Linked DNA regions of Homo sapiens: all the other regions are linked to region 1. A link is a loop called in an ENCODE intact Hi-C map of the cell type or tissue named here. Cell type or tissue: A673. All regions are shown on one strand.

Evidence for each region. A loop is a pair of places that touch in the nucleus more often than their neighbours do. Peaks named below come from ENCODE experiments on the same cell type or tissue, not always from the same donor. Only the 100,000 strongest peaks of a DNase experiment are listed, where the experiment ranks them.
Region 2: it touches region 1 in a loop (3-fold over the local background); 4 of 110 quality-filtered maps call a loop at or near these places.
Region 3: it touches region 1 in a loop (2.4-fold over the local background); 3 of 110 quality-filtered maps call a loop at or near these places.

What each region holds. Positions count from the first base shown.
Region 1 is chr6:5,991,434-5,999,433 of GRCh38, reverse strand. NRN1 (neuritin 1) reads left to right here. Exons shown (of 3, transcript NM_016588.3): 3 at 230-1,435. The coding sequence ends at 458. It overlaps LOC105374898 (a long non-coding RNA gene), which reads right to left. Exons shown (of 2, transcript XR_926413.4): 1 at 3,669-8,000; 2 at 1,343-1,618. Among named protein-coding and RNA genes, the nearest start is that of NRN1, 11 kb to the left of the region's middle. RefSeq lists enhancers at 1-726, 384-1,583. In A673, CTCF peaks have their summits at 3,199 and 4,860 (motif pointing left); DNase peaks (open chromatin) are centred at 23, 2,453 and 3,063; H3K4me3 peaks cover 3,096 bases; H3K27ac peaks cover 3,083 bases.
Region 2 is chr6:5,888,870-5,896,869 of GRCh38, reverse strand. LOC107986516 (a long non-coding RNA gene) reads right to left here and starts at 5,302. Exons shown (of 2, transcript XR_007059427.1): 1 at 3,923-5,302. RefSeq lists an enhancer at 4,735-5,364. In A673, no CTCF peak of the experiment used is centred here; no DNase peak of the experiment used is centred here; H3K4me3 peaks cover 735 bases; H3K27ac peaks cover 768 bases.
Region 3 is chr6:5,823,609-5,831,608 of GRCh38, reverse strand. LOC124901250 (a long non-coding RNA gene) reads right to left here and starts at 5,066. Exons shown (of 2, transcript XR_007059424.1): 1 at 5,004-5,066; 2 at 2,046-4,465. In A673, no CTCF peak of the experiment used is centred here; a DNase peak (open chromatin) is centred at 4,018.

The sequences.
Region 1 (8,000 bases):
GGGGCGCCCCCCCACCCCCGCTTTAGACAGCCGCTTCTGGGGTAGGCGGAGGTCCCGCGAGTCCCGACCTCGCGCAGGCCAGGCGCCAGGGCGGTGAAGAGAAGGTAGGGAGGGGACACCCCGGGAAGTTGGCGGGGCCGCCAGCGGGGAGGCGCAGGGGCGCAAGCCCGGGGTGTTCCCGGCGTCCCAAGTGAACCTGCTTGTTCTGTTTTGTTCTGTTCCTCACCAGATACTGGGAGGATTTCCACAGCTGCACGGTCACAGCCCTTACGGATTGCCAGGAAGGGGCGAAAGATATGTGGGATAAACTGAGAAAAGAATCCAAAAACCTCAACATCCAAGGCAGCTTATTCGAACTCTGCGGCAGCGGCAACGGGGCGGCGGGGTCCCTGCTCCCGGCGTTCCCGGTGCTCCTGGTGTCTCTCTCGGCAGCTTTAGCGACCTGGCTTTCCTTCTGAGCGTGGGGCCAGCTCCCCCCGCGCGCCCACCCACACTCACTCCATGCTCCCGGAAATCGAGAGGAAGATCCATTAGTTCTTTGGGGACGTTGTGATTCTCTGTGATGCTGAAAACACTCATATAGGATTGTGGGAAATCCTGATTCTCTTTTTTATTTCGTTTGATTTCTTGTGTTTTATTTGCCAAATGTTACCAATCAGTGAGCAAGCAAGCACAGCCAAAATCGGACCTCAGCTTTAGTCCGTCTTCACACACAAATAAGAAAACGGCAAACCCACCCCATTTTTTAATTTTATTATTATTAATTTTTTTTGTTGGCAAAAGAATCTCAGGAACGGCCCTGGGCCACCTACTATATTAATCATGCTAGTAACATGAAAAATGATGGGCTCCTCCTAATAGGAAGGCGAGGAGAGGAGAAGGCCAGGGGAATGAATTCAAGAGAGATGTCCACGGACGAAACATACGGTGAATAATTCACGCTCACGTCGTTCTTCCACAGTATCTTGTTTTGATCATTTCCACTGCACATTTCTCCTCAAGAAAAGCGAAAGGACAGACTGTTGGCTTTGTGTTTGGAGGATAGGAGGGAGAGAGGGAAGGGGCTGAGGAAATCTCTGGGGTAAGAGTAAAGGCTTCCAGAAGACATGCTGCTATGGTCACTGAGGGGTTAGCTTTATCTGCTGTTGTTGATGCATCCGTCCAAGTTCACTGCCTTTATTTTCCCTCCTCCCTCTTGTTTTAGCTGTTACACACACAGTAATACCTGAATATCCAACGGTATAGATCACAAGGGGGGGATGTTAAATGTTAATCTAAAATATAGCTAAAAAAAGATTTTGACATAAAAGAGCCTTGATTTTAAAAAAAAAAGAGAGAGAGATGTAATTTAAAAAGTTTATTATAAATTAAATTCAGCAAAAAAAGATTTGCTACAAAGTATAGAGAAGTATAAAATAAAAGTTATTGTTTGAAATGGGGGTGTCGTTTGTTTCCTACCCCAACCTGCTTTCTTGACCCAGTTCTCAGGGAACCTGAAGGGACACAGGATGCCGGTGATAAGCTCACCTCTTCAGGAAGCCGCTTCAAGCAGACCTGCCACCTTCAAGCAGACCCTCCTCACTTAAGCCACTTGGCCACTTCCCCGAAACCGTGCTTCCTTAAAAAAGAGAAAATGAAAGTTGTTTTTAAATTAATTACAAAGCAGAGATTCTTTCTGTTTGAGATTTAGAGGAACTGGGCTTGCTCGCACAGGCAGACAATGCCAGTGGCCGGCCGTCTGCCCCCGCCTCAGGCGGGCCGGAGCCCTAACCACGATCCTCGCAGGCTCGGCCTAACCACGATTCGCCTCTTCCTGTGCGGTGGCCAGAGGCAGCTTGCGAAGGAACCGCCATTAAGGGCTCCAGCAGAGGGGCCGAGAGGCTGTGTTCCCTGGCAGGGATCAGGTGAATCCTTTCATAATTAATAAGACAGCTCAGCTGAAATGGCGAGGAGACGGGCCCTATTGATCTGGCAGTGGGGCTGATTCCACCTCTCCTATTTATAGGCCCCGCATGGCCTTAAAGAGAAGTAAACATTCCGGAGTAAATGGGCAGAGGCGACCCGGGTCCGGGGACTGCAGGCCTGGAGTAGGCGGGGGAGAAAGAACTGCATGCAGGTCTCTGGGTTCAGAGAAATCGAAATCTGATTTCTTGGAGAAGGTGGCTGTGGGAGGAAGCTGCGGGGGCCCCGGGGGGGGGGGACGGGGGAAGGGAGGAGGATGGAGAGAGACCAAGGGGGCTGCAGCAGGTTCCCGCACGAAGCCCGCCGCCCGCTGCGGGGAGGGTGGGCCCGGGCTCTGAAATGCAATGTGTAAACAATTGCTAGTGTAACAGTTCATAAATCAAACCCAGTGAGTCGCAGCCCAATCTGCATTCCCCCCACGGATTGAATTCCAGCAACACATGCGTCCCTGCGCCCGGAGCGCTGGAAGCTGCACGGATTCTTAATGGCAGCATATATTACGGCCGCGCGTTCACGCACGCGCCGCTCGGGGCCACTCCGGGGAATCGTTTCGCCCGCTAACTCCCACCCAGTCCCCTCCTCCCGACGGAGGTCTCAGTCAAAACCCGGGTTCTCAGTCAAAACCAAAGCAGATCCGCGCTACCTGCGCGGGGTGGTCACCCACCAGCAAACGCTCGGGGTTTTGGAAAATAGTTGCATTTTGTTGGTTTCGTTTCAATGGTTATTTTCGGTCTGCGTATAAATAGGATGATTCTAACTGGAGTTCAACCCCTGGAATTCAAATTAGAATGTCTGTGCCTATCTTAAATACGAATCTATTTAACAAGGAGGAGAACCAGGATAAAGAGGGAGGGTCTTCTCCATTTTTGCCATCGTAGCACGCCGCCTCCTATCAGTATCTTTTCCTCTACATATTGGGGGCAAACAAGTGCTCACAACTAAGCCCATTGCTTGTCAAAATAAAAGGCAGGCGCCCTTCTGCTCCGACTGTGGAGAGAAGGGAAACCCCCCCACGACCCACAGAGGACGCCCCTCCCCTAGCAGCGCGGGCTTCCTACTCGGAAATCAATGTCCTGGAAGATCTAGGAAGAGGCAGGCTAAGGGCGGGGCAGAAGGGGCGAGGGGGCGGGGACTGGGAGCGCGGGCTGGTCTGCTCTCCTAACAGGGTTCTTCTCTAGGAACCCCTGGCTCCTACTGCTGTTCCAACTGCTTCCCAGACGGGGCCGCCCTAGAGGAAGGGCGCCCTCTCCCCTCTCTCAGCCCCTCCACGCGCTTCCAAGCCCCCACGCCACGGAGTCCCAGATCGCCCTGGGAATCTCCAAACCTTATCGTCCTGTCTGGGGCTCCCTTGTCTGTCCCAAGCCGAGGACCACGCTCACGTGAGCACGGAGATATCCCTGGGAACGCAGGGCCGCGAGTCTTGGAAACGCAGGCTTCCGCAACTGGAGCGTTAGAGAACGTTTCTTCTTGTGGTGATTGTTTAGATTATTATCGCGCCGTCTTCGGCTATAATTTGCCGTTTAATCATGATGACATCTCCATATGTTGGTTGATGTTACCGGTTTTAAGCAGCAAAGCTGCTAGCCTCGTTGGCAGTTCAGGGAGATGACATTAACCAGGGCGAGCATGCCCCACTGATGAGATGGTGGGAGTATTGGGAGTGGGACGGAGTGGGCTTCAGGCACAGAGGACATCGTCATACCTACCTCCTCCCCACGTCGGAGTAGCCTCTCCGTATCTTCCCACAGCCCGTGGCTCTTCAAGTGGCCCACTCAGGCTGGCTTCGAGCCTTTGAGGAGCTGTTGGGATTAGAGAAGGACCTCCTTTATCACATCCTCTGTCCTAGTAAGTTCAAGACAAGGTAGTTCACTTGAGTACCGTGTCTGACAATCCTTATTATGAACATGTCAGGCCAGTTCCAGAGCCCTGCCTGGGCCCGAGGAACTCCAGGGCCCGTGGGAAAGGAAATCGGACGGAGGGAGGAAACTGGCACGAGAAAAAGGACTCGAGCGTGGAAAATGGGGGACACGGGGAGAAACGAGGGGGAAAAAGATCCGGAAGTAGGGTTAGAAGGGAAGAAAGGTGGGCGATCACCTGAAACACAAAAGGAGATGATGGAGAAGCTTGGAGACGCAGATAGAGCTCTGGGCAAGAGCTAAGGGACAAAGATGACCTTGGGACTTATTTTCATTCAGAACCCCCAGAGAAGAAAAGGCGCACAAGAACCTTGACACAAATTCTCCTTCTGCGGACGCAGAGATCTTTCCACTGTAATCAGTACCCCCAGAGGGCCAGGGCCGCCGGGAACCTGGCGTCTTGGTGCTGGACGGACCGAGGCAGGAGCGCCAGCCCCGAGCCTTCTCCCGGAGCCCACCCCAGGAAATCCGATGAGTCAGCCAAAGATGGAGCCAGAGATTTCCCCCTTGCCGAATTCTCCCTCAAATATCAGGAAGGTATTCAACCATTATCTCCCCGCCACCCCCACTTTTCCCTACAATACACGAGCTCTAGCTTTCACGCTGGCCGTCCATCCTCTGGAGCTGTCTACCGCCCCGACCCAGGGGCACGCGAGGGAAGGATCCCTAGCCACTCAGAACACCTACCAGGGGAAATCAAAGCGTTGGTCTCCTCCCCATCACCGCCCCCCGCTCCCCTCCCAGACGTGAAAACGAAGTGGTGAGCTGGGGGTGGGGGGTAGGAACGGAAAGGAGCGGCTGAGGACGCCAGCTTAGGGCTCCGGAAGACACCGCACCCCCCACCCCGCCCACACCTCCACACCCGGTCCCAAATCATCGTACCTCCCTAGGCTAAGGAGTCTAGCAACTTTGTAATCTTGTAGCTTGTGGTTCCCCCACCAACCCCTCCACTACCCAAGAGAAGAACAGTGTAGAGAAAGCACCCCCTGCAGGGCCCTTTTGGAGGTTAACTCTTGGGCAGCCTCGGCCCCCAAACCCGAATGCCGGCGGGAGAAGAGTTAGCCCAAACCCTGCCCAGCCCCAGGAGAGGAACCTCAGCTTGGCCCCACCGAACTCCGGCCATCCCGGCAGGCGCACGGAGAAGGCCCTTTCTCCCCACTCCACCCCCACCGGGTGAGGGGAGGAGAGTGTAACATTTGCGCCCAGAGTTGCGCCCTGGAAGGACGCAGCCTTTAGTGTGGCTTCCAAGAGCCAGGACTTCGGAGCCGGAACACTCCTGTTCCCACCTGCATGACCATGGGCGGGATACTGAACCCCGCTATACCTCAGTTTCCTCCTCTGTAAAATAACGATAATAATACTTACCTCATAGGATTGTACCTTGTATCAAATGAGACAGTATAGGTAAAGCTCTTTCGGACAACATGCCAGTTACCTCGTGCTAGGTAGTACTAATTTAATTTCCTCAGGTGGATCTCACCGAATTCTTCAAAATAACCTTGAGAACCTCATTCTTTTAATATTTTGGGAGCAGTTATTCTTTATGGTAAAGCGTTTTAAATTCCTCTTACTGCAGGCTACTACCCAGTGATCCATCATCCTCTCTGGCCTTCTCAAAGGATGTTCTAGATAAGCTCCTTGAGTTCAAATAGCCAGGTCGCTCAACAATGTGTGCACCCCCAGACTCTACTCCACCCCATCCCCCTCAGTGCCCAGGCCAGACCCCTGGCTTTTGCTTTCTGCAAACCCCCAACTAGAGTGGCCAGGTTCTCCCAGCATGGGATTTCTCCTGTATCTTCCTTGACAACTTCTCTTCCCTGCCCCCGCTCACTCCCACCATTTATCTTAAATTCCTCTCCCAACATTGAAAAATGTAATGAAGTTATTGTAAACAATGAAGCAATTCAAGAGTACAGAGAGGGAAGAAAACATCCTCCCTCCACTAATAAATGGTAGCAGGTTGACGTGTGTTCTTCCATGCCTTTCCCCGTGCTGTTACACACATATACACACATACATATATGGAGGTTGGCTTTGGGTTTCGCTTTGTTTCATTTCTGCAAAATTGTAATATGTATTTCTCTGCAACCAAATTCCTCAAGAGCAATAGTTAAATATCTCCTTTTAAATGGTGACATAATTCCTTCTATTGATGAATATTTAAGTTTTTCAAGGTTTTTTGTACTGTATAAGTATTGTGTTCATAAATATTCCTGTTCAAACAACGTTATGTACTAGTATTTTAATTTCTTCAATACAATAGGCTTGATCAAAGTTGGATTGCTGGGCAGAAAGGTATGTATGTGTGCTTTTCATTTGAGAAGATGTTTGTTTACTTTCCCAAAGGATGTAGAGATTCCCTGCATCCTTATCAACACTGTATGCTAACACTTTTTGCCTTTTTTGTCAACCCAGTAAGTAACCTTGCTGCTCTGGAAGGTCAGGCTTTCCCACCATCTGCATTAGATTCCTTGGGTCCCTCCCAGGCCCTGATCACCACCAGAGTGTCCTCCTGCACTGGTGGGGAAGGGTCAGCTGGACTTTGGGTTCCCCTCCCCAGGAGCAGTGGCAAGGGCTTCGCAGGGAGTGACTTTTGTGCAAAGTCAGGCATAACTAGTCCTGGAAGACCCTGGCTCTCACTGGCTAATCTAATCAAAATGCCTCGGGGAGTTTAGGGCTTGGACCGTGCTGGGCTGGCTCAGTGAGTGATTGTGAACTGGCAGAGGTGGGGCTCAGCTGCATGTCTCCCCACTGCTCCTGCAGTTTCCATTCGGGACACTCAGCCTGAGCCAGCTCTGCACCGAGGCTGCGATCCCCCGGCCTGTCTGCAGTGGAGGGCCAGCGATGGAAGGAGGCAGCAAAGGAAAAGAAAACAGCAACCACAGAACAAGGGCGGCAAAGATGACAGCTGAACTTTTCTTTTCCTCTCCCACCCACCCAGAGAGTCTGAGAGGCTTCTGTGAGCAGGATCCAACCCATGGAGAGCGACAAGGAAGGCTGAACCATCTAGGGGGATTCAGGGTACAGAGATCTAGATTGCACTGTCTCTTCTCTCTCATCACTCCCACCCCACCACATTTACTCTAACTTTTTAAAAACTTTAACTTTCATTGAGCACTTACTACATGCTAGGTGTTACGGTGAAGCTTTACAAACATCATCCCATCTCCTTCACAATTTCTGTAAGAGGATTGTATTATCCCCATTTTACAGATGATGAGCTGAGGTTTGGAGAGAGGTTAGTAACTTGCCTAAGACCAGCAAGGAGCAAGAGCGAGAGCTGACCTTTGAATGCTAACCTGTTTGGGGAACCTGCCTTAAGAGATCACTTCGCTTTGCTTGTTCTATTACTATTTTGAGGCAAAGAAACACAAAGAAAAAACACAACAAATAAATTTAAGTCCTGTGGTAAGCAGAAAAACGTCCTTGCAAAAATGTCTGTGACTCAATCCCTGGAACCCGTAAATGTGTTAGTTAATGTGGTAAAAAGAGAATTAAGGTTGCAGGTGGAATTAGACTGCTAAATCGGCTGCCTTTAAAATAGGGAGTTTATCCTGGATTATCCCTAGAGGCCAATGTAATAACAAAGGTCTTTAAAAGTGGAAGAGGAAAAAAGAAGAGGTCAGAGTCATGTGATGGGAAGATTCAACCCACCCTTGCTGGCTTTGAAGATAGAGGAAGAGGCCAGAAACCAAGGAATTTGGGCAGCCTCTAGAAACTAGAAAAAAAAAAAAAAAGAAAACTGATTCCTCCCTAGTGTCTTCAGAAAGAAATGCGCCCCAGTGATTTTAGCCCAGTAACCAATGTCAGACTTCTGACCTTCAGAACTAATGGCAAGATAATAAAATCCTATTATTTAAGCCATCAAATTTGTGGAAATTTGTTAAAACTGCAAATAGAAAACTAGTACAAGTCATTATTTGCACTGTACCAGTTTAGTTAAGGGAACACATCACACCAGTGAGGCCTGAGGGTTCAGGATGTATGTGTACTAGGGATTTCTCAGGGCCCTTCTTTGTCCATGTGTGCATTCAGAGGAGACAGCAGCTTCATTTCAACGTGGGGTGATGGTGTTTGTGAGAAAAAGAAGACATTGTAGAATTAATTTCTAAGGACAAAAAA
Region 2 (8,000 bases), 100 kb after region 1:
TCCACGCTGATGATCGTGTCAGTGCGTGGGTATCTACCGCTCATTACCTCCCACCCTAGAGGAAGGGACGCCACCAGCCTCTTCCTCCCGACCCTGGAGTAAAAAAAAAAAAAAAAAAAAATCCACAAGTTCCAATTGTGCTGTCATGATCAATAGGATGCTTCTTTCCAGGCTGCCTGTCAGGGGAGGATAGGATAAAAAGAACCAGAGAAAGCTGTGCATAGGCAAAGCTCTTTTGTGTTACAAGACTTAGCAGTGGGGCTCTGCCTAAAGCAAGGATCTGAGAACTGCTGTGCAAATCTAGGGTGTAAAGAGATTGTTCCAGGGCTTTCTCCCTAGGGAAGAAAATCCCTAAGTACTACAGTTGGCCAACAAGCAATTCTCAGCCTTCACCTGGCTTCAGTCTCAGGGAATTACACCAGTTGCCATTTTGGCTCTATCAAGGGTATATCCTTCCCCAGTGTCTTGCACACTCCAATCCTAACACCCATCACACTATATTGTAATTGCCTAATAATCCTTTGTGCCATCTATTCAGCTAACACCATACATAGTAAATGACAACAGCTCACAGCATGTTTGGTGAATGAATGGACTTCGATGGAGACAGTGGTGATAAATCCCTCAGTTCATGCAGAATCCTTGGGGTTTGAATCCTCTTGTCACATCCTCCTTCGCACCTCAAGTCTTTACTTCCCAAACTTAAGAAGGACAGCAACACCTCCTGCCATCCCCAAACCCCTAGGACCCCAAGGAAAAATCATTTCCCCCAAGTCTGACACATAACTGGCGCTTAATCAATGCTTGCCAATTAAGCTGCGTTGATTATCGTGCAAAGTTATCTCACATTATTTTAGCATCAGCTTTGGGCTTCTACCTTTTCATTGTCAATTTAATAATTCAAGAGACTTTTATCGAGTGTATCAGTCAGGATAGGTGGGCATCAGCAAACCTTCTCTCTGTAGGGCCAAATAGTACAATTTTCTACTTTCTAGACCATGCAGCATCTGTCACAACTGTTCATTGCTGTCATTGCTGTGTGAAAGCAGGTGTAGACAATATATAAGTGAATGGGTATGGCTGTGTCCCAATAAAACTTCATTTGCAAAAACAAGTGAATGACCAGATTTGACCCATGGGCCATAGTTTGCCAACCCATAAGCTAGGATAGGCTATAGCAACAAACACCACCAAAATCTCGGAGGCTGAACACACTGAGAGGCTATTTCTCCCTCATGCAACATGCCCATCATGGGTTGGTGGTGGGGAGGGAGGTCTTCTCCACAAAATTACCACAACATCTTATGACAGAGCCATCTCTATGTGAGGCTTCAGTGTTCCCCATGGCAGGAAAGGGAAGGGCCAATAAGGCAAGTTCTGGCAAATAAACGCCTTATCCCAGAAGGCACACACATCACGTCTATCCTCATGTCATCGTCTAGAACCCATCACCCCACCTGTCCTGAATTCAAGGGCATGCAGAACTGTAATCCAAAGTTAGAAGAGAACTGAACATTGGCAAATTAAGTCATGTCTACGATGTTGAGAATCAGTCATGAGCAAAGCCCTGATCCAATGCTGGGCATCAGTCATGAGCAAAGCCCTGATCCAATGCTGGGCATCAGTCATGAGCAAAGCCTTGATCAGGAGAAGAAAGTAGCTAAGAGGAGGCCCCTGCTTAATAGGCAGGCATCCAGCCCAGTGACCAAGACAGACACACCTGCAGAAAAAGCTGCTGCAAGCAAGTGGGTTAGGAGGGTGAGGGTCTATACTCCCCTTAGCCATAAACTCCATAACCAGTCCGAAGAATGACAATAAGGATAAGTACACAACACATGACAAGGATATCAGGCAAGAATCCCAATTCTTTGCACATTCGATGGGCAGTGAAAATCTGGATGACTTGTGATTGGGCACCCACACCTCCAGACTATTTCTAGATTGAGGGATATTGGGCCTATTGGGTATGGGGTGAGAAAGAGCAGAGAGAAGAAAGCAAACACAGCCTTCCCATGTGTAAAGTAATGATGTAAATTTTTAAAATAAGTTACTGGAAAATAGTAGAAGCCTATCAAGGACAGATGTTCCTTCCACTCAAGCAGCCTTTATGCCACATCAGCAACAGACACCAGTGGATCCTCATTTTGAACACTCAACTGTGACTTTGGGAGGAAAATGCTGGTCAAATTCACTTACAAAGTAGGGAAAGCCTGGAATTTGAAAAGCCTGGAGAGAGCCTGGCAGTGAACAGTAAAGAAAAGAGACACACGCACGTGACCCATCGTGCCCTCGTCCAGCTCTGCCTACAAGCTTGGCATGGCCTGAGGGCCCCTGGCCAGCCTGATACAAAGAGAACTCACAGGTCAGAAGTTGGCACAGGGCTTAGAGGAATGGTTTACCTGCTTAATGAAACAATTCATTTTGTCAGTTCCCAAGAATACTTACCTTCTCCCCAGAGACTTCCAAGAATTAATTAATACTAAAGGCTTGTCAGGCCCTTTGCCAATATTAAGGATTTGTTTAATCTGAAAGGCCAGTGTAAGCACAAATAGACGAGTTTGGCTTTATTTTATAATACTCCATCTGACGACAAGCAAAGTGACCTTGCCATATGGAAATACAAGGAAGAGAGCCCTTCCTACAAAAAAGTACCACGCCAGACCACGGTGGCTCACGCCTGTAATCTCAGCACTTTGGGAGGCTGAGGCAGGCAGATCACGAGGTCAAGAGATCAAGACCATCCTGACAAACATGGTAAAACCTCATCTTTACTAAAAATACAAAAAAATTAGCCAGCCATGGTGGCGTGTGCCTGTAGTCCCAGCTACCCGGGAGGCTGAGACAGGAGAATTGCTTGGACCCAGGAGGCGGAGGTTGCAGTGAGCCAAGATCGCACCACTGCCCTCCAGCCTGGCAACAGAGCGAGACTCCAAAAAAAAAAAAAAAAAAAAAGGAAAAAAAAAAGACTGCCGTGGAAGGCAGGCAATATGATATATGGGAAAGTTCTGTACCTTCTAACCAATTTTGCTGTAAACCTAAAACTGCTCTTAAAAGTAAAGTCTATTACCAAAAAAATGGCTGCAAATTCTTTGACATTCCTCCCATCGAGAGTTTGGGTGGAGGGAGGGGTCTGTATCCCCTCCTGTTAAATCTGAGTGGGCTTGAGACTGTGGGACTTCCAGGGTTAGCTCAGGAAAGGCAATGCTGCTTCCTCTTTGTTTGCTGGGACACTTGCCTTTAGAGCCTTAAGCCATAGTGTATGAAGTCTGACTGCTCTGAGGCCACCATGCTGTGTAGAAGCCCAGGCCACCTGGAGAGGCCACGTATGGGTGTTCCAGCTGCAGCCACAGCTGAGGTCCCAGCTGACAGCCAGTATCATCTACTGGACACATGGATGCCTCCAGGTGATTCCGGTCATATTGAGTCAACCCCCGGTGTTCATGCACCCAGTCAAGGCCCCAGACGTGGAGCAGAGCCAAGCTGTCCCTGATGTGTTCTATCCAAATTCCTGACCCACAGAATTTGGGAGCATAATAAAACAGTTGCTTTATGCAACTATGGTCATAGTGATTTGTTACACGTTGATAGTAACTTAAATGTGAAGGCTGCATAGAATCACGGTTAATAAGGAATCCAGAACCCATCTGCTTGACTCCCCCATTTACCACCACCTCCGCAACCTGGTGCAAGGTATTTCAACTCTTGTGCCTCAATTTTCTCATTGGTAAATTGTAGGTACTATTAGTGCCTACCTAATATGGGTTACTGTGAATATTCAGTGATTCAGAAAGTGCTTAAAACACTGCGTGGTACCCAGTAAACGCTCCATAAAGATTTGCTGTTCTATTCCAAAGCCTTTCCTGACCACTGTAGCCCATGGTGATGTCTTCTCTTATTCAATCCCTCATCGGGCACCACTCACCTTTCCCCAGGGACGACTGTTGGGTTGTCTAAGAATGTCTTCTCTCCCTGGCCTGACTGCTGGGGTCTTCAGGGCAGGGAACAGCATGCATCTGGCATCTCAACAGCTGTGGGCACAGAGCTTTGCACAGAATGGATGTTCTAAAGTATATGTTGAAGAAGAAAAACACAAGGCACAGACAGGCACATGAATGGCTCTCATTGGTTCAGTGCCAACGACAGCTCGGGAGGGCTGGTAACTCTCCATCCTCAGTGTGCTCTGCCTAAGATAATCCTCCTCCCTGGCACTTCTCTTCTATTATGCTCTTCATCCGCTCTCTTATGTTCCAGTCTTTTTGGAAGATTTTGGTTCAATGAGTTCCTTTCACGCTCAGTGTCAAAAGTACCTTGTTGCATTTCCTGATAAACAGTTGTTTGGACATATGGAAATTCCTAGCATTGCTCAAAGTTGACACGAGTATGGGAAATAGTCATTACCTCATCCTGCTAGCATGAGAGTTCCTGGATGCAGGTATTTTTGAAAGTAAATTGGCCTGGAGGAGCCAAGATGGCCGAATAGGAACAGCTCCGGTCTACAGCTCCCAGCGTGAGCGACGCAGAAGACGGTGATTTCTGCATTTCCATCTGAGGTACCGGGTTCATCTCACTAGGGAGTGCCAGAGAGCGGGCGCAGGTCAGTGGGTGCGCGCACCGTGTGCGAGCCGAAGCAGGGCGAGGCACTGCCTCACTCGGGAAGCGCAAGGGGTCAGGGAGTTCCCTTTCCGAGTCAAAGAAAGGGGTGACGGACGGCACCTGGAAAATCGGGTCACTCCCACCCGAATACTGCGCTTTTCCGACGGGCTTAAAAAACGGCGCACCGCCTGTAGTCCCAGCTACTCGGGAGGCTGAGGCAGGAGAATGGCGTGAACCCGGGAAGCGGAGCTTGCAGTGAGCCGAGATTGCGCCACTGCAGTCCGCAGTCCGGCCTGGGCGACAGAGCGAGACTCCGTCTCAAAAAAAAACAAACAAAAAAAAAAACAAAACAAAAAAAAACAGCGCACCACGAGATTATATCCGGCACCTGGCTCGGAGGGTCCTACGCCCACGGAGTCTCGCTGATTGCTAGCACAGCAGTCTGAGATCAAACTGCAAGGCGGCAGCGAGGCTGGGGGAGGGGCGCCCGCCATTGCCCAGGCTTACTTAGGTAAACAAAGCAGCCGGGAAGCTCGAACTGGGCGGAGCCCACCACAGCTCAAGGAGGCCTGCCTGCCTCTGTAGGCTCCACCTCTGGGGGCAGGGCACAGACAAACAAAAAGACAGCAGTAACCTGTGCAGACTTAAATGTCCCTGTCTGACAGCTTTGAAGAGAGCACTGGTTCTCCCAGCACGCAGCTGGAGATCTGAGAACGGGCAGACTGCCTCCTCAAGTGGGTCCCTGACCCCTGACCCCCGAGCAGCCTAACTGGGAGGCACCCCCCAGCAGGGGCACACAGACACCTCACACGGCAGGGTACTCCAACAGACCTGCAGCTGAGTGTCCTGTCTGTTAGAAGGAAAACTGACAAACAGAAAGGACATCCACACCAAAAACCCATCTGTACATCACCATCATCAAAGACCAAAAGTAGATAAAACCACAAAGATGGGGAAAAAACAGAACAGAAAAACTGGAAACTCTAAAAAGCAGACCGCCTCTCCTCCTCCAAAGGAATGCAGTTCCTCACCAGCAACGGAACAAAGCTGGATGGAGAATGACTTTGACGAGCTGAGAGAAGAAGGCTTCAGATGATCAAATTACTCTGAGCTACGGGAGGACATTCAAACCAAAGGCAAAGAAGTTGAAAACTTTGAAAAAAATTTAGAAGAATGTATAACTAGAATAACCAATACAGAGAAGTGCTTAAAGGAGCTGATGGAGCTGAAAACCAAGGCTCGAGAACTACGTGAAGAATGCAGAAGCCTCAGGAGCCAATGCGATCAACTGGAAGAAAGGGTATCAGCGATGGAAGATGAAATGAATGAAATGAAGCGAGAAGGGAAGTTTAGAGAAAAAAGAATAAAAAGAAATGAGCAAAGCCTCCAAGAAATATGGGATTATGTGAAAAGACCAAATCTACGTCTGATTGGTGTACCTGAAAGTGACAGGGAGAATGGAACCAAGTTGGAAAACACTCTGCAGGATATTATCCAGGAGAACTTCCCCAATCTAGCAAGGCAGGCCAACGTTCAGATTCAGGAAATACAGAGAACACCACAAAGATACTCCTCGAGATGAGCAACTCCAAGACACATAATTGTCAGATTCACCAAAGCTGAAATGAAGGAAAAAATGTTAAGGGCAGCCAGAGAGAAAGGTTGGGTTACCCTCAAAGGGAAGCCCATCAGACTAACAGCAGATCTCTTGGCAGAAACCCTACAAGCCAGAAGAGAGTGGGGGCCAATATTCAACATTCTTAAAGAAAAGAATTTACAAGCCAGAAGAGAGTGGGGGCCAATATTCAACATTCTTAAAGAAAAGAATTTTCAACCCAGAATTTCATATCCAGCCAAACTAAGCTTCATAAGCAAAGGAGAAATAAAATACTTTACAGACAAGCAAATGCTGAGAGAGTTTGTCACCACCAGGCCTGCCCTAAAAGAGCTCCTGAAGGAAGCGCTAAACATGGAAAGGAACAACCAGTACCAGCTGCTACAAAATCATGCCAAAATGTAAAGACCATCGAGACTAGGAAGAAACTGCAGCAACTAACGAGCAAAATAACGAGCTAACATCATAATGACAGGATTAAATTCACACATAACAATATTAACTTTAAATGTAAATGGACTAAATGCTCCAATTAAAAGACACAGACTGGCAAATTGGATAAAGAGTCAAGACCCATCAGTGTGCTGTATTCAGGAAACCCATCTCACCTGCAGAGACACACATAGGCTCAAAATAAAAGGATGGAGGAAGATCTACCAAGCAAATGGAAAACAAAAAAAGGCAGGGGTTGCAATCCTAGTCTCTAATAAAACAGACTTTAAACCAACAAAGATCAAAAGAGACAAAGAAGGCCATTACATAATGGTAAAGGGATCAATTCAACAAGAAGAGCTAACTATCCTAAATATATATGCACCCAATACAGGAGCACCAAGATTCATAAAGCAAGTTCTTAGAGACCTACAAAGAGACTTAGATTCCCACACATTAATAATGGGAGACTTTAACACCCCACTGTCAACATTAGACAGATCAACGAGACAGAAAGTCAACAAGGATACCCAGGAATTGAACTCAGCTCTGCACCAAGCGGACCTAATAGACATCTACAGAACTCTCCACCCCAAATCAACAGAATATACATTTTTTTCAGCACCACACCACACCTATTCCAAAATTGACCACATACTTGGAAGTAAAGCTCTCCTCAGCAAATGTAAAAGAACAGAAATTATAACAAACTCTCAGACCACAGTGCAATCAAACTAGAACTCAGGATTAAGAATCTCACTCAAAACCGCTCAACTACATGGAAACTGAACAACCTGCTCCTGAATGACTACTGGGGACATAACGAAATGAAGGCAGAAATAAAGATGTTCTTTGAAACCAACGAGAACAAAGACACAACATACCAGAATCTCTGGAACACATTCAAAGCAGTGTGTAGAGGGAAATTTATAGCACTAAATGCCCACAAGAGAAAGCAGGAAAGATCCAAAATTGACACCCTAACATCACAATTAAAAGAACTAGAAAAGCAAGAGCAAACACATTCAAAAGCTAGCAGAAGGCAAGAAATAACTAAAATCAGAGCAGAACTGAAGGAAATACAGACACAAAAAACCCTTCAAAAAATTAATGAATCCAGGAGCTGGTTTTTTGAAAGGATCAACAAAATTGATAGACTGCTAGCAAGACTAATAAAGAAAAAAAGAGAGAAAAATCTAATACACGCAATAAAAAATGATAAAGGGGATATCACCACCGATCCCACAGAAATACAAACTACCATCAGAGAATACTACAAACACCTCTACACAAATAAACTAGAAAATCTAGAAGAAATGGATAAATTCCTCGACACATACACTCTCCCAAGACTAAACCA
Region 3 (8,000 bases), 170 kb after region 1:
GGCAAGAAGCGAGACTTCCTCCCTTCCTGCTGCCTGGCTCATGGGGCTGCAGCCTCACTTCTGGAGGTGGCAAGAAAGAACTGTGGAGTCTGTGATCTAAGGGATCCCTGGCAGCCCACGGCAGCCAGAGAACCACACCCACTGGAGAACTCTAGGTTCTCTACGGCCTCTTGTTACTGCCAGTGCTTGTGTGGTTTGAGGTGGGTAATGCAGCAGCCTCCTGCAGCCAGCCCAGGACTGGGCAGCATGGGGCCAGGTAGTTAGTGTAGGAGAGCGAGCCTAGGCTTGTAAAGCAAGACTTGGCTCTGTCACTGGGCAACTTTTTTATTTTTTTATTTTTTTTTGAGACAGAGTCTTGCTCTATTGCCCAGGCTGAAGTGCAGTGGCATGCTCAACCCCTTCCTCCCTGGTTCAAGCAATTCTCCTGCCTCAGCCTCCTGAGTAGCTGGGACTATAGGCACGTGCCACCACGCCTGGCTAATTTTTATATTTTTGGTAGAGAGGGGGTTTTGTCATGTTGGCCAGGCTGTTCTCAAACTCCTCCCCTCAAGTAATCTGCCTGCCTTGGCCTCCCAAAGTGCTGGGATTACAGGCATGAGGCACCGCGCCCAGCCTGGGCAACTTTGAAGAAGTTACTTAGCTTCTCTGAGCCTCAGTTTCCTCATCTGTATAACGGAAGCAATAGTGTCCATTTTGCAGGGCTAGTATGACGAGTAAATGAGAATCCTCATGAGGGCCTGGAAATGACAGTGTCATTTCCAGGTGGTTCTACTATTATCAGTGACTGATATTTGTTGAGCACTGACCATAGACTAAGTTTTGTGCTGAGCATTTTATATTTATTGTCCCATTTAGTCCTCCTAAAAATCTAATGAGATATGACTATCCCCAGCTTACAAATAAGAAAACTGAGACTCAAAAAGGCCAGCAAGTGACCCCAGATAACTGCACAAGGATGTGCAGAGAGTGAGCAACAGGACCCGAAGCTGTGGGCTCACACCATGTTCTTCCTGCCTCTTAAGCCCATGGTACAGTTGGTGGGTGCTACCTGAATTGAATGGATGTGCCTGTTGTTTTGAAGTTGGGGTCTATGGCCATACCACCCTGAACGTGCCTGATCTCATCTGAAGTTGAGGATAGGCATCATCTTTCATTTGAAAATGAAGAAACTGAGGCATTGGGACGTTAACTCATGCACAGGCAGCAAGTGGCAGAGAGTGAAAGGAACCAGCATTGATGAGTGCCTATTGTATGCCAAACACTGTGCTTACTTCAAGATCCTATGATCTGCTGGGTGATTTTAGAGATGGAGTTTCATTGACTTCCCACACTGCCCTGAAGAGGTCTTATTAGTATTAGCCCCATTTTACAGAGAAGGGAACTGAAGCTCTATGCATGTAATTAGACTCTGAAGGCTGTTGATGGATGGGGAAGAAGAGGGTCCCTCTCTGCTTTTAAGGAATGCATGGACAGTTATGATTCTGGCCTGAGAAGGAAACTGAAGGGGCTCTGTGCCCGTCCCACATACCCTGCCCCACCCCCAGGGCCTCATGGGTCCCACCAGGGGAGGCTCCTGGCTTCCCAACAGAGGAAGGCATCACTTCAGAAAGGGCTGTCCCCTCAGGCCTTCTGTAGGTGGCCGGTGGGGGTCTAAGTGTATGTGCCCTTCAATCCCCCTTCTCCATTCCCCTCGTCCTCCCTGTGCTCCTGTAATGCCCGCTGGACCACTGGAGAGCCCCCATAGAGAGCAAACAACAGCAGAGCACACAGCCGGCCTCCCGAGGGTACAGGGCTTGCCTGAACTCTCAGGTCTAGTAAAAGCGAGCTTCCTACAGAAATGCACAGGGGACTGAGATCAGAGTTGAGCGGGCCTGGAAGGATCCCGGGGAACAAACAATGCTGCAGGGAAGATGGAGGCCACCCTCGGCAAGCCATCCTTTCTGGTCCCCGAGGAGCCCTGGGGTGGTCCCTGGTCACTATCTTGAACATGATACTCTAGTCTTTTTGCTCACTTCCAATATCAGTAAAATAAACTTGAGCATGTATTCCACAATGTGAAGGTTTATTGATTTATAAATTCTATAAATGTGCTGCTGAGCTCATAAATGCATCACAACACAGACATAGAAGTTGGTATTTTACTAGGATAAGAGGAAATCATAACTAGAATTTCTGATATCTTCTTCCTACACCCCCAGCATTTTGTGGTGTGCCCCCTTTGGGCCTTGGGAAAGTGATGCAGGGCCTGCAGAGCCTGGTATTGTGCTGGGGCCTGGCTGCAATGGGACACTGCCCTTCCCTGCAAGAGGCCAGCGAGCAAGGCGTTTGGCACAGGCTTTGGGGTCAGACAGAAGTGAGTTCTGATCTCAGCTCTGCCTCTGAGGAGCAGTGTGGCCTGGGCAATGACTTGCCTCCTGGAGCCTCCGTTTCCTCATCACGAAGTGGGGGAGATAATCTTCCTGTGCAGAGGTGATGAGATGATGAGCCCAAAGACACAGCGCGGTGCGTGCCACGGAGGAAGTGGTGTTCGCTCGATAGTCCTGAATCCTCCTGCTTACCAACGAGCTCCCGGTTCCCACCCATGCCAGAGAGGTCAGTAGGTGGCCTGGATGCCTGAAGGTCCGTCCTAAGGTTGAAGTCTAAATAGGGAGAACGGATGACTTGGGAGAAACGTCTCCACAGCTCCTCCTTGGCTCTGGGCACAGCCTTTCTCTTGAGTGGTAAGTCGTACTCCTATGGCTCCAGGTAGAATTCCACAAAAAGAAACATATACGTACACAATTTTTATTTCATCCCTCTTCTGGCATCCTCCCAGTTCTACTCACACATGCTTGTGAGTCCCTTTGGTGACTTAGAAAGCACAGTAGAGCCAGCATAATCATTCTGCAGCGGTAGAATCTATTTTTAACCTGGAATAGCCCCACGGACAGGAGACCTGTACTGTCCCCCATTAAGGGGACTCCCCATCCTATGCCATTTATCAGGACTCACACAGCCCTCATGAGGCCACCAAAAAGACAGGACACCTCCCAAGCCACAGCTGCAGCCCTGAGAGGGAAACGTACAAGCTCCCCACCTGGAGGCAGCCTCTTCCTGAGTGAGCGGCGGGGTGCTCCGCCATCAACTTGTCAGTCATTCATCCGGGGAAGGATGGAGGAAGCCGCTGTTGACCGCTTCGCCCACACCCCAGGGTGGCTCTGAGGCGCTCCTGTGGCCTGGGACAGAATGTTTCTGTGAACAGCAGCCCATGGCCAGGCAAACACAGAACATCTCCCCTGGAAGACCCGCATTCAAAGGGCCACCAGATTAAACTCCCACTTCACACTGAGGGGGAGCTGATAAGCAATGTGGGGGGGGGGGGCGGTGCAGAGAGATTGGGCCTACAGGTGGAGTGCTTCTCTGGGAGGGGCAGCCTGCTCCTCTGGGAACCAAGCCACTGTTCTCTCCAGCACCCTTACCCCAGAGGACTCTGTGTCTGAGCTTTCTGAGCAATTATCAGCTTCCACTGCAGCTGCAGCAGGCACGTTGTTGGAGAGCCCAGCTGGGTTCAAGGACTCTTCCCTGGTGCAAGCCTGGATTCCAAAGACCATGCGTGTGGGGGCTGGGATAGATGCCCTCTAATTAGCCATGCACCCTAGTTATTCCCTTCCACACCTCTTTCCTGCCCTCCCCTCCTTTTCCCCTCAGAAGTGAAGGTGCTCATAGCAGTCATCAATGTGCTTACAGAGCATTTAGCTCAAAGTTGCATAATCTTTAACCTTCCCCAGGCCCCAGCCTGTCGGTCTCCACACCAGCCACTGTGAGGACAGGATGAATTCATTTGCAGAAGACAAGCACAAAACCTCCGATAGAAAATAAATGCAATGTACCATAGTAAATGGGAGCAGCTTAAAAAAAAAAAAGCACAAAATCCATTGGGGACCCTGTTGCCATAGGAACTGGCATTACAGCTTGCTTCCGATAATTAATGGAGGGTTTTGCTATTACAGTATTCTTGAAACTTCGGTTTCCCCTGTGCTGCACTGCAGAATGCAGCATCCTCTCCCCATTCATAAATATTTCATGACTACCGGCTGCTGTGTTTCATCACCGTGGATAGCACTCGGCCTAATCCACCCCTTGCCAAATTCATGTTGTCCTGTCAGAGAGCAACTTCCATTTCTTCCTCTTTCTTCTGCAGTCTTCATTTATCTGGTTTGAAGTTCTTTACCTTCCCAACCCCAGAATGGTGGCTTTCATTGTGGCTTTGTCTTCAGACGCTGGACATCTCTTTCCTGTGCCTGTCTTATTTTCCTAACGGTCCCGTGGGCCTCCCCCAGGGGCATTGGTTGTGCTCCGGCCGTACTGCCTTCTGCACATCTGCTTTAATGGAGTCCTGGGAGGATACTGGGCTTTTGAATTCTGGTGTCTCAACATGCTGGCTGAGCCTCTGTTCCCTCATGGTTAAGTAGAGATGCCACCTGCCCTGCAGGGTTGGAGAGAGAGAGCCAGAAAAGATACAACACGTGTAAAGTACCAGTCCCCCCACGGGTGGGCTCAAATGGTCACAGTGGCTGCTGGTGTTGGTTTGTTCTCTTATATCTCTTGTTTTTGTCTAGATAAAATCCGTAACTTTTTTTAATTGACAAAATTGTATGCATTTGTGTGTACAGCAAGTTTTGATATTTTGACATGTAGAATGGCTGATCCAAGCTAATTAACCGTGCATTACCTCACATACATTTTTTGTGATGAGAATACTTAAAATCTACTCTTAGCAATTTTCTAGTATACAATATATTAATTGTAGTCACCATGTTGTACAATAGATGTCTTGAAATTCTTCCTCCTGTCTAAATGACAATTTTAATCTTTTCATCAACATCTCCCCAAGCCCCCCAACCCCCAACCCCTGGTAACCACCATCCTATTCTTTGTTTCTATGAGTTTGACTTTTTTTAGATTCCCCGTGTAACCGGGATCATGCCGTATTTGGCTTTCAGTGCCTGGCTTATTTCACTTACCTAATGTCCTCTAGGTCCACCCATGTTGCAAAGAACAGGATTTCCTTCTTTTTAGAGGCTGAATAGTATTGCATTGTGTATATACATCATATTTTCTTTTTCCATTCATCCATTGATGGATACTCCCTGTCTTGGCTTCTGTGAAGAATGCTTCAATGAACATGGGAGTGCAGATATCTCTTCAACATACTGATTTCATTTCCTTTGGACATATCCCCAGTAGTGGGATTGCTGGATCATACGGGAGTTCTATTTTTAATTTTTTGAAGAACCTCCACATTATTTTCCATAATGGCTGCACTAACTTACATCCCCGCCAAATGTGCAAGGGTTTGCTTTTCTCCACATCCTTAGCCATCCTAGCAGGTGTGAGGTGCTATCTTATTATGGTTTTAATTTTCATTTCCATGATGATTAATGATGAATATTTTCTCATACACCTATTGGCCATTTGTATGTCTTCTCTTGAGAAATGTCTGTTCAGGTCCTGTGTCCATTTTTTAATTGATTTACAGATGTTCCTTGACTTACGATGGGGCTATGTCCCAATAAACTCACTGTTGGTAGGTAACACTGTAAGTCAAAAGCATTTTTAGGCCAGGCATGGTGGCTCATGCCTGTAATCCCAGCACTTTGGGAGGCTGAGGCAGGCAGATCACTTGAGCTCAGGAGTTCAAGACCAGCCTAGGCAACATAGCGAAATCCCATCTCTACTAAAAATACAAAAATTAGCTGGGCATAGTGGAGCGTGTCTGTGGTCCCAGCTACTCAGGAGGCTGAGGTGGGAGGATTACTTGAGCCCGGGAGGTGGAGGTTGCAGTGAGCCAAGATGGAGCCACTGCACTCCAGCCGGGGTGACAGAGTGAGATCCTGTCTCTAAATAAATAAATATTAAAATTAAAAAGTGTATTTAATGCCCCTAATTTACCCAACATCATAGCTTAGCCTGGCCTACCTTAAGTGTGCTCAGAACTTTCATTAGTCTATAATTGGGCAAAATCATCTAACACAAAGCCTATTTTATAATAATGTGTTGAATAGCTCATGTAATTTATTGAATACTGTACTGAAAGTGAAAAACATAATGGTTGTATGGGTATAGAAGTATGGTTTCTACTGAATGCATGTCACTTTCATATCATCGTAAAGCTGAAAAATTGTAAATGGAAACATCATAAGTGGGGGACTGTCTGGATTTGTTTCCTTGCCATTTAGTTGAGTTGCTGTTGCTTTAACTTAAAATAAATAAATAATAAATAAATAAATAAATAAGCTTCTTTCTCCTTGCTGCCCTAGTGGAGGGGCTAGCTGGACAGCACGTTAAAGCTCTATGGCCCAGGATGATTCCAATGAAGGCTCTTCACAGGAACATGGAGAGAGGCCATGCTCTGGCCCTGCAGACATTAAGCTGTGGACAATGCTGTTTAAAGGTGACAGGGATGGCCGGGCACAGTGGCAAACCCCTGTAATCCCAGCACTTTGGGAGGCCGAGGTGGGTGGATCACCTAAGGTCAGGAGTTCGAGGTCAGCCTGGACAACATGGTGAAACCCCATCTGTACTAAAAATACAAAAATTACCCAGGCATGGTGGTGGGGGCTGTAATCCCAGCTACTCAGGAGGCTGAAGCAGGAGAATCACTTGAACCCGGGAGGCAGAGGTTGCAGTGAGCCAAGGTCACGCCATTGCACTCCAGCCTGGGCAAAAAGAGTGAAACTCCATCTCAAAAAAAAAAAGGTGACAGGGACAAGTCCTGAGCTAGAGGAAGTGGCAAGTTGATTCATGTGCATTTAGTACAGAAACGGTGCTCAGCGTCACTTCTCCCCAGGACTCAGGGCCTGGCGCTCCTCCTTCTTGCCTCCCCTAAGTGTGCTTCAAGGCTCAGTTAGTGAACATTAGTGAGCCTCACTCTGAGAAGTTAGTGAGCTTCACTCTGAGAAGAGGCACTGATGGTGGGGTGGAATGGAGCCTTCTGCTCTCCTGTTGAGGGAGCAGCATCTGGAGAGGATGGCTGGTGGCTTGAAGCCCAGTGCTGCTGCTGGGTCTTGAGTGCTAGCCTGTGGGTGACCCGGGGAAATTCTCCCCTGACTCTGGGCTTGTTTCCTGCCACCTCCCACAAGAACACAAACACACCACGCTGTTGCTCACCACCAGGCCCGTCCAGCAAACTTTGGGGCCTGTGAAAACAGGGGGAGAGTCCTCCCTGACACCTCCTCAGAAGCCTGCTCTGGGGCATGGTCATTGTCCTCCTTGTCCCCATTCCTTACCTTCCTCAGCACCACAGGGACTCAGGGGCAGTTGCCTTTTGAAGCCACATCCTGAAGGCAGCCCTGAACACCCATCATCCCATGGTCAGTTTCTCTCACAGGGGACAGGGTCTAGGCAGATGCATATAGAAGACCCATGGGCTAGAGCCAGGCGAGGTGGGTTCAAGGATGGGAAGAACCAGAGGGGTTAAAACTAGAGAGATTGAATCCTGACATGAAGTCTCAGGAAGAGTTCAGAGCAAAAGACAGAAGCCCTGCCAAGAGGGTTAGAAACTGTGAGATTTCCACTTGAAACGAGGAACTGGAAGCAGAAAGTGAGGTCGGATTGAGCACAGAAGGTCCAGCCAATGGGCAGGGAAGCAGGGATGCTTCATTGTCTCTGCTAAGGGGCTGGAGAGGGTCGAGCTGGTTAAAGGCATGAATGTGGAGGGACCTCAACCACTGAGGCTGCATTTCTCTTACTGCCTTGAGCTCCTCCTTCAAACCCAGCCCTAGTCACACATGCTGGCTTGGTGGTTGTCACTGAGCTCCAGAAACCTCCCACCCAGGTCCTCCCGTCATGGCAGTGGTGGCCAACAGGGAATAGCGTCCCTATTGGCCAACCTGCCAATAGAGACTGGCAGACTCCCCAACCTGCCCCCAAGAGTTCAGGACCCTGTTTGACAGCACTTCCAGCCTTCTATGCAGACTGAGGAGGAAGCTGATCTGAGATTCAGTGCTCACTCCAGAAGC